Regions from separate parts of the Homo sapiens genome. Here region 2 is linked to region 1. The links are chromatin contacts, found by Hi-C in ENCODE. All regions are on one chromosome and are shown on one strand. Each heading gives the region's core, a stretch centred on a gene start or an enhancer-like site at or near the end of the contact. The rest is flanking DNA. Distances are from core to core; before and after follow the strand shown. Region 1 overlaps VSTM4 (V-set and transmembrane domain containing 4). Region 2 overlaps DRGX (dorsal root ganglia homeobox).

Region 1 (7,079 bases), core at 1,944-4,443:
TAATAGCTATGGATTAGAGACAGCTCATCTTCCATCAGCAGGGACTAGTTGAGTAGATTATGGTGAATCCGTGCATAGGGTCATCTGTATAAAGACGAAGAAGCTACGTGTGTCCTGATAAGGAAAGATGCATTGCTAAGTGGAAAAGCTAGGTGTTGGACAATGTATAAAATGTGCCACTTTTACATAAAAATAAGGGGAAATAAGAATATATATTAGCATTTGCTTACACATACATAAAGAAGCTCCAGAAATATTCACAAGAATTTAAAAATAGTGGTTCCCTAGAATGGGGGTGCTAAGGAACTAAACAGATGTGAGACAGGACAGGGAGAATCATTACTGGATATGTTTATAATTAAATGCAAATAAATATACACATGGGTAATAAGAGATAGGCTATTCTAATAATAGTCCTAGATATATAAAAATAAGTAAAAACTGAATCACACGTTGTGGGATAAATTCCAAGAATACAGTTCCCACTGAGATTCCCCAAAGATGCCTTATTTTTATTGGGAACGGAGATTCTAACTGGTCATAGCTTTAGAGTACAGGGTCAATTGTGTAAATTCACAAATAGCCAAAAAGAATGTGAATTTACAAAACTTTGACCAACAATAGCAAACAAGGGATCCTAAATTCTCAGAATTGTTTACATATACAACCACATGTTCAGCTTCATTCTGTAGTTTTATAAACTCTTGAAATGCCTATTTCTTATTTCCAATATAAAATAATGCATGCTCGTGTTTAAAAAGGGTAATTACAGGCATGGAAACCAAAGAAAATAACACTGTCATAACCAAAACACAATCTTCATAAATATTTTCACTCTTTTTCCTCTTCCTTGCTTTTGCTTTTAAACAGACTTTATTTTTTAGAGAAGTTTTACATTCACAGAAACATTGAGTGGAAGATAGATTTCCCTTATAGCCCCCACCTCCACACATGCACAGCCTCCCCCATGATCAACATCCTGCACTAGAGTAGGGCATTTGCTACAACTGAGGAACCGACATTAGACATCAGTATCCCTCAAAGTCCACAGGTCACCTTAGGGTTCACTCTTGATGTACAGTATATTCTATGGGTTTGGACAAATTTATACTGGCATGAACCCAGCATCATAGCATCATACAGAGTAGTTTCACTCCCAAGTATCCTCTGTGCTCTGCCTATTCATCCCTCCCTCTACCCTAACCCTTGGCAACCAGCGATCTTTTAACGTCTCCACAGTTTTGTCTTTTCCAGGATGTCACAGAGTTGGAATGATACAATATATAGCCTTTTCAGATTGGCCTCTTTCACTTAGCAATATGCAATTACCCTTCCTCCGTGACTTCTCATGGCTTGACAGCTCATTTCTTTTTTTTTTTTTTTTTTCTTTTTTGAGACAGTCTCTCTTTGTTGCCCAGGCTGGAGTGCAATGGCACGATGTCAGCTCACTGCAACCTCCGCCTCCCGGGTTCAAGCGATTCTCCTGCCTCAGCCTCCCGAGTACCGGGGATTACAGGTGCCTGCCACCATGCCCAGCTAATTTTTGTATTTTTAGTAGAGAGGGGGTTTCACCATGTTGGTCAGGCTAGTCTTGAACTCCTGACCTCAGGTGATCCACCCGCCTTGGCCTCCCAAAGTGCTGGGATTACAGGCATGAGCCACTGCTCCCAGCCTGATAGCTCATTTCTTTTGGGCACTGAGTAATATTCTGTCATCTGGATGTACCACAGTTTATGCATTCACCTGCTGAAAGGCATCTCAGCTGCTTCTAATTTTTAGCAATTATGAAAAAAGCTGCTATAAACATCCATGTGCAGTTTTTTTGTGTGTAGATACAAATTTTCAACCCTTCCTTGTTCATATATAGTGTTTTTTAAATCATATTATATTATAATTTTGTATTCTTAATTTACTTAATCTAAATTTTTCATATTTATATTCTCATACTATTCCAGTGAGGAAATAAGCCGATGTTTACTTAGCCATTTCCCTAACATCTAAAGATCTCATTTCTTTCTCAGTTTAATATAGAAATGACACTGCTAAAAATGTATTTGTGCATAATGGTTTTTTATTCTTAGACTTTCATTTTGGGGTTGAATTTCTAAAGCTGGAATTACCAGGTCATGGAAAAGGACCATTTTCAAGGCTATTTAATACTTACTGTCAAAATGATTTTTGACAAGTTAGTACTACACCACAGCTATGCCACTCAACAAATGAGAATACCTACGTCACCCTCCTTAACACCACTTGTCAATTTTTTTAAAATGACTCATTTAATGAAGAAAAAGCTGATTCCTTTTTGATTTGCATTTCTCTGATTTCTAGTGATAATGGACACTTCCCATGTTTGTCTAAGGAGTTTTCTCATTTATGATGGAAGGATAGCTCCTTCTCTTGATTTAGGATTTTTTTTTTTTTTGGATCTTGATTTAGGATTTTCTTGATTTCTGCTCTTGATTTAGGATCTTGAGCTTTTCTTACAGGTTTGCAAGCAACTTTTACACCATTTGGACATATTTATTGAAAAATATTTTTCCCAATTCCCTTTGAATTCTGGCTTTTTGTTCCATGCAGTTTTTTAATTTGTTTTTGCTAAAATCTTTTGACATTTTCCTTTCTTCTTTTGCCTCAAAACTTGGGTAGTCTCCCCAACTGCACCTTGCACGGTGTAGAATCAAATAATATTTCCACTTCCTATTCTCTTTTTGGATTTTTTTTAACTGTTTAATATAAAATGGAAGTTTCTGGAACATCATTTTTGTGCACTTATAACATTATGTTCAGGGATTTCCTTAAGGTGGAGAACACCTGCTTTGTCATCATAATTTTCCTTCAAAACAGTAAAACTGCACTAAATTTAATTTTAATTCATATTTCGACAATTTGATCTCATTTAGACAATGAATCACCACATTGACATAGGATAGACACTCTCTCAGAATCTTGTTTCTCCCCTTGAGCCAGCAGGACTGGTCGGAATATTTGGCAAGGAAAGTCCACCTTATGATTAACTTACAAGAAAAGTTATTCGACATCTCAGGTTGGAACAGGGCTATATTTTGTCTCTGACACAACAGAGCAAGCCTTGTTGGAGTGAGTCAAACCAAGAAAGACAGAAAACAGGCCCGCCCGGAAACTCCCTCTAAATTAGAGAGCTGTTTGATTAGAGAGAAGTGCTATTTGTGGGAGCTCATTGTGGAGCAAGGCTATTTTTCTGCCTCCAACAAGGGCAGGCAGGATGTCGCACGTGCAGAGGCCTTGCTGTAAGATGTACCAGGTTCCGGCCTGGCCACCTGCCAGAAGGAGCTTCTGTCCCACAAAGGCTTGGCAGTTTTGCTCCATGACACACAGCGGCTGGATTGAGTGAACAGGTGCTGAACAGGGGTCAAAAGGCCACTAAAGCTGATTCTACTTTGACCAGAGAGGTGACCCTGGGCAAGTCACTTACTTCCCCGGGCTTCCACCCACCAATCTGTAAAAGGGGAGGTGTATGTTGGCTATCTCTCTTGCAAAGTTATGAGGGTCAGATGAGAGAGCATAGCCTAAATTAGATGGGGTGTGAAACAGCTAAATAGCAACTGACCCTAGTCTCCAGGGTACAGGTGCAGTGTAGACGTTTCATGGTACTACCCAGGGAGGATGATGTTGCCACTTGGGTATTTCATGGTGCCCTTGTTTCAGCCCAGTGAGTAGGGCTGCAAGTTTCAACTTAGACATTGATCAGAAAGTCTTCCTGCCCAGGATATTACAGCATGACATCCCCTTGACAGCTGCCCTCCCACTAATAGAGCAGTGCTGGAAAGCACCGCTGCAGGACAGACCAGGCAGGTCATGAGAGAGGCTGCATTCCTGAGCGATGGGCAGCCACTCCAGAACACCAGGCAAAGCAGCCAACCTAGATTTTGCAAGGTATTGAACAAATTCTGAGCAACCATATTTTTCAGAAACTAAAGTTAACAACAGTAACAGCTATGTTTGTGTCCATCCTATGCAAGGCACTGTGGAAAGAGCTTGGTATCCGTGACCTCTGGCCCTCCTTGTTGCAAAAATGGGGCCTCAGAGAGATCAGGTCCTTCTCAAAAGTCACCAGCTGAGAAGGGGACATGGGACTTGATCCATGTTGGCCTGCTTCCTCTGGCCCTGAAGCAAGGACCCAGGACCCAGCCCAGATAACAGATAACAAGAACACTGGAACAGGAACAAGGTCAATAGAGCCAGAGCCACAGTGGCTACTCCCAGTTTAAACCATCTCCCTGAAGAGAAGTACCAGAAGGAGACATTAACATTCTACTGCATTTCAAGTCTGATTTAGATTCAGCGTGGGGAACCCACAGCACTGTTGCAGCTGCTCAAACTCCTGCCCCAAAGGGAGGAGGAGAGGCCAACCCAGGTAGTGGGGTCTTGGGGACTGAGGGTGTGGCTGGTGCCTAAGACCCAGGGCCATCCTGAGAAGGAAGCGCAGAGGAGGAAGGGGGCATGTGCCTGGAAATCGTCTGGAACAAGTGATGTCAGCTGCCAAAATGAAGGTGGGCATGGTGGGCTAGCCAGCTGGGAATTTTGTGCCTCTAGCACTAAGAGTATTTGGGAGCAGAAGGCGGGGAGCAGTTTATGCAGGAGGAACAGCATAAACTGAGCTGATTCCACCAAAAAACATAATTATAACTAAGAAGCATGCACCCAGCCACACTCTGCTTTCAAAACTAAATGTGAGGTCAAAGCAACTTGTGCTGAACCACAGTGCATGTGGCATCAGGAGTCCTCACCCCTGCCTTTAATGTCCCTGGGCCATCAAATGGTCCTTCTAATATAGTCTCTCTCTGGGATGTGCAGGAGGTGCAGCGAACTGTGTGAGCCAAGGGACTTTCACAAATCCAGCCATCTCAAAGATGCTGGGTGCTTCCTCTGGCCCAGGGCGATCTTTGCACCCGGACATACGAATTACAAATCAAAACACTTCTTTGAGGTCTGTTCAATCTTATTCCTTCTTGAATGAGTAGATGCCCCTCCTCCTGGGCACAAAGCTGTCTGTCACACTCCAAAGGGATGTATTGTGGTCTGAACTGGGACACCTAGGGATGTCAAATGCTTTCGTCAAGCCAAAGATCCCCATTCAGAAACCCTTAGTGCATGGAGCTAATGGAGCTGTGTTGGCTCCAGTCCTCCCAACATCCTTCCAGGCCCCCTGAGCTCTTCTTGCTCCACACATCTTTGAAAGGTGTCGCTTCAGCTGATTATTTTACTTCCAGAAACGTCCATGTATTTCCTGTCTTCCTGCCTATCTTGGTTCTGACAAGAAAGATGTCTGACACAGATGGAGGGAGGGATCCATCCGTTTCTTTCCAAGCAGCTCTATGGCCTCCTTCCAAGATTTCACACAGCACACTCGCCACCCCATAACCCCATGCCCAGAACATTATGTGCAGAATCTTGAAGGAGGGGCATTGGTCTCCACAACTATGGTGGCAATTCGTTGCCATCTTTTAAAGTAAAATGAATAATAGTAACAACTGTAGATACCCCTTCTCCCCAAGGTCAGCTGCCATTGATAAAGGCCAAGAACTCATGCAAACAGGGGGAGTTTCCTAATGTCTTGCCTTAGGCTTTTTGAACTTGCTCCAGCAGCTTTCCCTGCCACTGAAACACACAAAGTCAATTGGTTCCATATGCCAGGAGCTGCTTAAAAGTTGCAGAACTTCACTTTCAAGATGGATGAATGGTGCCACCCACTCACAGGGACCCTTTGAAATGATTCTTTTCCATTAAGTGGGTGACATGAGCCAACCACATAGAATTGTGTCTAGTGCACAGTAAGTGCCTACAGGGAGTCACCTATCATGACCTTACTGGCAGTATTATCCATAATTATTACCACAGAAAATGCTCTCCGAGTCCTTGAATCGGAAGCAGGACAAGGCAGTATTCTCTACAACCCAAGTGAGTGCCTATGCACCCAGAAAGGATGCCAGACCCTTGCGGGTTGCAAAGCTGTGCTCTCTGCTGCATCTGCTCCATGACATTTCTGCATGCATCCTCTGCACAGCATTAGAATAAATGCTACTCCTTTGTGAGGTATTTGCCAAGCCATCTCCCTGTCCACAGTGCCCCCATGACCTTTACAATAAATGGTTTACATCACCCAAGAAGCTCATCCTTAGAGCCACAAGAAGCTCCTGCAGCCGCGAGGGAAGCTCTTCCTTTGTATTTCCCTGCTGGCTTCATGAAGTCCACAGCAGAGACTTTGCCAGGCTGGCGTTTTTGTTTGTGCTAACATTTTTTTACACTAGCTGGTGAGATCAGGAGATACTTTAGTGGTGCTCCACAGGGTCGCAGGCTTGGCTCCTAGTAATAATGGCAGGGAGAGGTGACTCCTCAGCATCTGCTCAGCCAGGGGTAAGGCTGTATTTGGGTGGGAGACCCCACTCCCTGTTCAGCTTCAGTCCATGCTGGAGGCTGCTCCACTAACTGCCGGGTTGTGCCTGCTGGTTAGGAAGAGAGATGACTCATTCACAAAGGCCATGGATGGATGCATGTGGGCTGACCCCTGCTGGCACCTGTCCCTGCCCAGGGGAGCCTGCCTGGCCTGGGTTCTCATCACCACCTAGACACAGCACTTCCCAGAGAAGGGCAGGGGCTGGAAGCCACCACCCTGATGACCCTGTGTCCCTCTGGCTAGAGCTGCCCTGAGACCTGCCCACTGTAGCATCCCTAGTTAAGTGAGCTGCAAGATTCCTCCCTGGACAAGACATTCTGAGCCGTCTTTTCTGTCACCTGGTATATTAGTTCATTTGTGTTGCTATAAAGGAATATCTGAGACTGGGTAATTTATCAAGAAAAGAGGTTTATATTGGCTCATGGTTCTGCAAGCTGTACAGGAAGCACGGTGCTGGCATCTGCTTCTGGGCCTCTGGTGAGGGCCTCAGAAGCTTCCAGTCATGGCGGAAGGTAAAGGAGGGGCCCGCATATCATCCGGCGAGAGGGGGGCAAGAGAAAGACGGAGGAGGGGCCAGGCTCTTTTAAACAACTAGATCTCGTGTGAATTCATCAGGTGAGAGAACTCATTCATTACAAGGACA
Region 2 (6,864 bases), core at 3,172-5,671, 310 kb after region 1:
GGATAAAGGAAACATGGTATATATACACAAGGGAATAATATTCAGTCATAAAAAAGAATGAAATTCTGTTGTTTGCAACAACATGGATGGAACTGGGGGACATTATGTTAAGTTAAACATGCCAGACACAGAAAGATAAATATTGCATATTATCTCATATGTGGGAGCTAAAAAAAAAATGATCTCATGGAAGTAGAGAGTATAGTGAAGGTTACCAGAGGCTTAGAAGGGTGGTGAGGATGGGGGGATTAAGAGAGATTAGTTAATGGGTACAACAATACAGTTAGATGGTAGGGGTAAGATCTAGTGTTTGGTAGCACAATAGGGTAGCTATATTGACAATAATTTATTGTATATTTCAAAATAACTTGAGGAATGGATTTGGAATGTTCTCAACACAAAGAAAGAATAGTTGATTTGGGGTGATGGATATTCTTGATTTGATCATTACACATTGTATTTTTGTGTCAAAATATCACATTTACCCTATAAATATGTACCACTATTTCCTGACCCTAAAAAATTAAAAATTAAGACATGTATCCAATAGTTAGAGAATTTGTGATATTCTATAGCTCCTTGGAGACGGAAGCCACTTTATCATGTGTAAGGTCTTGTTAGACTTCTGTACACAGGACTTTCATATCATCCCAGGTGCACTCCTGGTGAAAACAGGGGCACAACACGCTCAGTGCCCCAGCGTCAGTGGAATTCTGCCTCCCTCTCATTTATAGAGGCTTCTCTCTGCCCAGAGGATTCTTCTCCAGTTCCCTCAGTCTGAAGCTGCTCACCGTTGTCCAGGACAGCTCACACCCTCCTCTGCAGCAGTAACCTCACTGAGTGCTGGCCACAGTGCCCCTCACTGTCTCATCCCACCTAATCCTCATTGTCCCCATTTTACAGATGAGGAAACTGAGACTTGGAGAGGGCAGGGGACTTGCTTAGGTGGGTGGCGTGGGATCCTGGACTCAAGGCTGGGTGTGGTGACACCCCCTCTGGGCTGCCATCGCCCGCCCCCCCCACCACCACCACTCAGGCTGCCACCCGCAGTCTGGCCTCTGGCAGCAGGTGTGAGGGAAGCCAATGGGGAGAGGGCACTAATTCAAGTCTGCAGCAGAGCAGCTGTTCTCTGGGTCCCTGTGGCCTGAGGCCATGCTGCTCTTAAGTTCCCGGGTAGATAAAGTGCTTCACTTAGGAGAAAGTCTGTCCCGGCTGCAGGGCCATTAGCTCCCTGACTCCTGAAAAAACCATTTGGCCAGTGCTGACAGATGTGGCCATTACACAATCACTTAGCCCCCTCTCGCTGCCCCATCCAGATCTTGGGAGGGGGAGGGGCTTTGAGGCAGGAAAAGCCCTGGGGAGAGTCCATGCGATTCACTTCCTGGCACTGCCTCCTCTCTGCTCTTAGGTTGCATTTTCCCAGGCCACACTGATGCAGCAGGAGGCAGCTTCAGACAGCACCATGTGCTGCCAATGACCTTGTTCTCCTGAGAGTCGTTCAAAAACTGCCTTCACATGCATCGTTTCCTTGACTCCTCACAATAACCCTCTGTACTCGAAGTTAGGATGATTCTGTCCATGATACAGATAAAGAAATGAGGAACAGAGAGGTTAAATGGCTTGCCCACGGTCACATAGCTAGGAATGTCAGGACTCTGATTCCCAGGCCTGTGACGCTTCCTCCGCCCCAGGCAGCAGTAACCCTGCTGGAGTGTTACCATGTATGGGGAACTCCACCTCAGAGGAGGGTTTCCAGGGCCAGGGCTACAGCAAGGGCTGCTCCTCTCTGCTGAGTGGAGGAATGAGGCCACCAGAGACTGCAAGGAACGCCTTGCCCCCTTGGCAGCTGCCAGGCAGCCCTTGACCTGGTGGGCCCCCAGCTTGGGTAATTTCCTCTTGCACCACCCCCCTTTGCTCCTAGACCCTGGCTCATGATGGATGAGTGCCCTCTCCCACTCAACCCCCAACTGCCGTGTGGCCCAGGCAGGGTTGGCAGCCCTCCAACAGCTGGCAAGCCTCCTCTCCCAGCCACAGCAGAGGTCCCAAGATAGGGGTTGCTGTGATCTGGGCCACCTAGCTGAGCCAGGCCAGGGCCAGGCAGCCGCAGCTCCAGCGTTGTCTGATAATGCACCCAGAAAGAGGGAGGGGGTGGTGCCCAGGACCTAAAGAGGTGTGCTAAAGAGCAATGGCCCGTCCTGAACTCAGCCAGGCTCTGACAAGAAGCAGCTTCGCCTGGCAGGGGCCCTGTTGTCAGCTAAGAGGCCGGTGAGCAGATGGCAGGCAGCAGCACTAAGCACAGGCCGGGCTCCCAGGCCAGTCTCCTTGGTCCATCCGGCAGGGTGCAGGACAAGCCCTAGGTGCTTCCAGGGTACCAGGGCAGGAGAGGCCCTAGGCACTTCCAGGGCACCAACCAATGCTGCTTTCCACCGAAATGCCTCGCTTTGTCTTGAGGTGGCTCAGAAAGAGGCAGCTGAAAAGCCCATATCTGGGCAGGGGCAGCCGCCTTTTCTAAAATGCTCTTCCTGGGGGCTGGGGGATGGATTCTGGTTTATCCAAACCCATTACCCTGACTCCTGTTATGGGACTGAGAGCCAGGGGGGCCGGCTCTGCCAGAACAGCTCAGGCTGGGAGAAAGGTTGGGGCCACTGCTCTTGGCCACGAGGACTGCAGGCCCCAACCACCTGCCAGTCTCGCACTAATTATGTCGTCCCCCTCAGACGGCAGTTGGTGGTGCTGGGGCCAAGGGCGTCCAAACTTGGAGGCCAGGGCTTTGTTGTCATTGGGAGTATGATCTGGACACAGGCAGGCAGCTGAGAACGGCTCCAATGGGACACCTGGGTGTTCCACAGCCCTAGGGTCTTTGAGCTTCCTGGGTGCGGCAGGCACACCCTCCATTCCTACAAGTTTGCTGGAGCTGCTGTAGAAGGTATTTGGCCAAGTCTTGATGAGAAAAACAGCCAAATGTGGAATTCTCTGAAGTAGGCTGACGGTGTTCATGAGTGGAGACCAGAATGAAGCTGCATTATCATTTAAAAATAATAAAAATATAAGCCCTTATAGTCCCTGTCTCAGGGAAACCTATCATCCTTTGGTTTAACTTGCCTCAGCAGGGACTGGGTTTTCTACATCTGTGCCCTTCTCTGCCTCTGGTGCCATCCCCGTGGGGGTAATGGGGGTATATGCTGGGTATCGACCCAGATCCCCAGCCCAGAGACTTAGAGCCATGTTCCCTCCCCCGGGCAGGGCAGGGCCAGAGTGGACATGATTGACCACTCCTGATGAGACCAGAGGTGTCTGCTGGCTCAAGTCCCCAAAGGGTGTGGCTGAGGCTGGAAAGTCACAATGATCCCGGCCTGGCTGATGACTGTGAGAGAGCAGAGAGGGCCAAGCTGCGGGGGAAAACGAGGGAGGTTCCTGACAACCCCCCGCTTCTTGGTGCCTGTCTCACTGGGATCCTAGGACTAGAGTCTCAGCCATCCTGAGCTCCATGAGATCGCTTGGTATCCTCCTCCTAAAAGTGCTTTTTGACATAAACTGGCTTCAGTGCTTTCCAGTACTTGCCACTAGAAGAGCTCTCTCTAAGACACTCTCCCTGACCCCAGCCTTCATGCCCACCCCTGCCTCTGGGTACCACAGATTCCCTTCCAAGCTCAAGTGCCTGGGCACACGCCTCCTCCTGAAAATCAACTCTCCTACAGCCCACACAATTTGCTCAGGAAACGGAGTGGCAATCCCAACTCCCTCTGCAGGCTCAGGCACAGCTGAGAGCCATTCCATCATTTCCTTCTTGAGAAAGTGAGGTTTTCACCTGAAAAAGGTCTTCAAGCCTTTGACATGTGTGAGGCTTGGTGGAACAAGAGCTGGCTTTTCTACTGCACTTCGTCCATGCCAGGCACCATGTAGCTATCCACTCATTTAATCTCCAAAGAGCCCCGGGAGGCTGGTGCCATTATTACGTAGATGACTGAAGCACATAGAGGTTAGGTGACCCACCCAGAGTCACACAGCCCTTAGGGCTAGGATTCTGAAGAAGTGAAACATGCTCTTAACCAACTTTGATGAAGCTCTGAATCTGTAAAGGTTTCACTTCTTCTGGTGAAGCCAGAAAATTAGGAAGAAAGAGAGTTTCCATTACGTAGACTGGTTGAGTCTCAGGCGCCTTCTTGGTGTCCCGTCTTGCTAGAATATCCATCAGAGGGGCCCAGAAGTTCTGGGCACCATTGAGTTCAGGGATCGCCACTGGGCCTGCTCTCAGACAGGCACACACCTAAGGCCAGGTGCAGATAAAATGGGGGCAGGCTTACCCCTGCCCCTGCCAGGCCGGACCCAGGGGAGGGAGACACTGAGGTCTGACAGGGCGCTGGGGTGGTTCATCCTCCCCTCCCACAGGCCCATCCAGGACAGAACCCAAAAGACAGTGAGCAAAGTCAAACCATGACTCACCATCTGTTGAAACCTGCTGGGAACAACGGGTCCTCATATGCCTCCGTGGAGCTCCTGGCCTTGAAGACTGAGCCCAGTTGACCTCATCAAGTCATTTATTAACCACTCTCTGTGTGACACCCAATAAAGCCGAGCTTTCCCTCTTCCTATCAGAGCCTATCAACTATGTAGCTTCACAGAAGTTGCCCGACCTTAATGTGCCTCAGTTTCCTTAACTGTTAAATGGGAATAGTAGGACTTACATTGTGGGTTTATCATTGGGATTAAATGTGTTAACCTGTGTAAAGTTCCCAGGAAATGAGACAGTGGCAGAGTCAAAGGAAGTTCTTTCTACCCAACTGAGAGATCAGACACTGGGCACCCACTGAGGAATGGAGGAGGAGCCCCCAAGTCCCCCAGGTCCTATGCCAGGGCTGCCCGCCCTGACTCCATGCCATGCCACAGTTGCTTCTCCTCCGGGCAGGCTGTCATGCCCAACAAGGCCGGGCTGCTGCCCCAGTCACAGTCACAACTTCAGTGGTTTCTAGACTCCTTTCCCATAACCTGGAGGGCATTCAGGAATGGACTTCATTTGCCTCGACTAATAAATGAATAATAATAATTAATTAATTAATCAATCAATCCCTGGGGCCCGAGCCTCCTTCCCACACTGAAGCCCAGCTGCCTTTTACAGTCGTGTGATGAACTTCTGCAGACAGGGCAACCTACAGGGGCTCCAGCGAGAATGACCCTGCAATGCAGTGCTTGTCAATGCCTTGGGGAGGGCTCTGATCTGCACAGGGGCCCCTGTCTTGTCCCAGCATCCACTAAAAGGTTCCTGAGCCAAGGCCTCAATGTCCTCCTCCTGGAAGTTTCCAGGTTTCTATTTGCACCTTGGCCAAAGTGGAAAATTGAAGAGCGCAGACTCCACCCAGCCCTGCAGCCTCAGGGCTGGGAGGAACAAAGAGAGGACCTGAGCTTTTTCGGTCTTTGTTTTAACTCCTCTAAATTTATTTGGGTATTTAAACAAACAGAAACTACATCATGCATCATTACTTTTTGCCTTTGTACAACAAAACAAAGTACTCAATATCTCTGCAGAGGTTTGGTGCTCATTTTCTTTCCTTTCAGTAACATCAGGCAGACTTTTCGATATGATCCAGTTTTGCACAGTCACTAGAGTGTCGCATCATGAATTATTAAATCAGTGCTTCGTGGTAATACATAATTTCTTATCAATTATTCATGCTAATGTGTGTGTAGTTTACTTAATTGTGTTATTGACGATCAAAAGTAATTTCCTGAAAGTCCTCAAGGACACAAAATTTAATCAGCATAACTACTTTTCAGATGCAATGCTGTTAAGTATTCTTAATTTGCTCAACAGTTCACTTATTTATGTACCTTTCTGGAGGAAATACGAGTTTAATCAAACAATTAGATTGAAGAGTTAGTGTACATAAGGGCTTGAGCTTACATCCTTCAACCAAACATTCGTAATTACAGGGAAACGGAAGCAACTTTGCCGCTTTTTGGCAAATCGTTTCATCTTTATACTCAACAAGCAAAATACAGCAGGAAGAAGGATTTGATTTTTTTCTTTAAAGGAGACAGTGGGTTTTATCAAATGCTTCGTAGTGATCATAGACAAGGCATGATACACTCAGGAGTATTATTTGGGGGTCATGGAGTGGGGGAAGGTAAAAAGGGGACAGGAAATGTGAAAGTAAAACATTTTGACGATAATAACTGAAACCAAAATAACCATCATGAAGGCAATAACCATCCGCATGGAAACACCATCAGCAAAAGCCACCAAAGACTGCAACCTTTCCCATGCCGGGCGCCCCTGCCAGAAAGCGGCAGAGCTTATGCTATTGCACGTTCCCCTTGGATCTCCTCTAGGTCACCATCCTCACCAGAGAAAACAGCCACACTAGACCAAAACAGAAATCTCTGTGAAATTTGGCCCTTTGGAATTAATGCTCTCCACACCATGAGAAAGCTGTCTTCCCCATGCTCCATATCTGCACATACGCCGTTCCTGTCTCCTTTCCTACTTTTTTTTCCCCAGTAAAAAACCACCACCACTGAAGAGCCCCCTCTACGTGCCAGGCATGTGGGGAAAGGTAGTTCATCTGTATGCATAATTACTTCAGAGGCATTCCTGAAGGGCTTCTTCCCTCTCCAAGGGCCCTCAGGCCCTCCTGGACCAGAGAGCTGCTTTTCAGTTGCTTAACTTCCCACCAATCCACAGGTCTATCTGGGAGAGAGGAAGGGCTTGCAGGTGAGTGCTTCAGGTACAGGGGCCACACTAGTTCCACACCCACAGTGTCAAGACAGCAGCCCCCAGTTCATGGAGCAGGTGGCCTGGGTGATTAGCCCAGCCCCCCGGCCAGATGTGCCAGTGAGATCTCCTGGGTCAGAGCCACCGTGGTCCTC

The links. Hi-C counts contacts between places; a loop is a spot of excess contacts on that map. Pooled maps may share reads with other maps.
Region 2: a loop to region 1 is called in a pooled map, with 7 times the contacts of the local background. The contact joins two enhancer-like sites. A Hi-C loop is called at or near these places in 2 of 37 single-sample maps with no recorded cell type and 4 of 50 pooled maps.

The regions. Positions count from the first base shown.
Region 1 is chr10:49,050,023-49,057,101 of GRCh38, forward strand. The region is part of intron 5 of VSTM4 (V-set and transmembrane domain containing 4); the gene reads right to left. Among named protein-coding and RNA genes, the nearest start is that of VSTM4, 62 kb to the right of the region's middle. RefSeq lists enhancers at 3,396-3,495, 3,506-3,615 and a silencer at 6,895-7,079. Within about 2 kb of position 3,194, at least 5 of the 41 ENCODE cell types and tissues checked have a DNase peak (open chromatin) inside an H3K27ac peak, as active enhancers do.
Region 2 is chr10:49,358,655-49,365,518 of GRCh38, forward strand. It overlaps DRGX (dorsal root ganglia homeobox), which reads right to left. Exons shown (of 7, transcript NM_001276451.2): 7 at 5,412-6,864. Among named protein-coding and RNA genes, the nearest start is that of DRGX, 34 kb to the right of the region's middle. Within about 2 kb of position 4,422, at least 2 of the 41 ENCODE cell types and tissues checked have a DNase peak (open chromatin) inside an H3K27ac peak, as active enhancers do.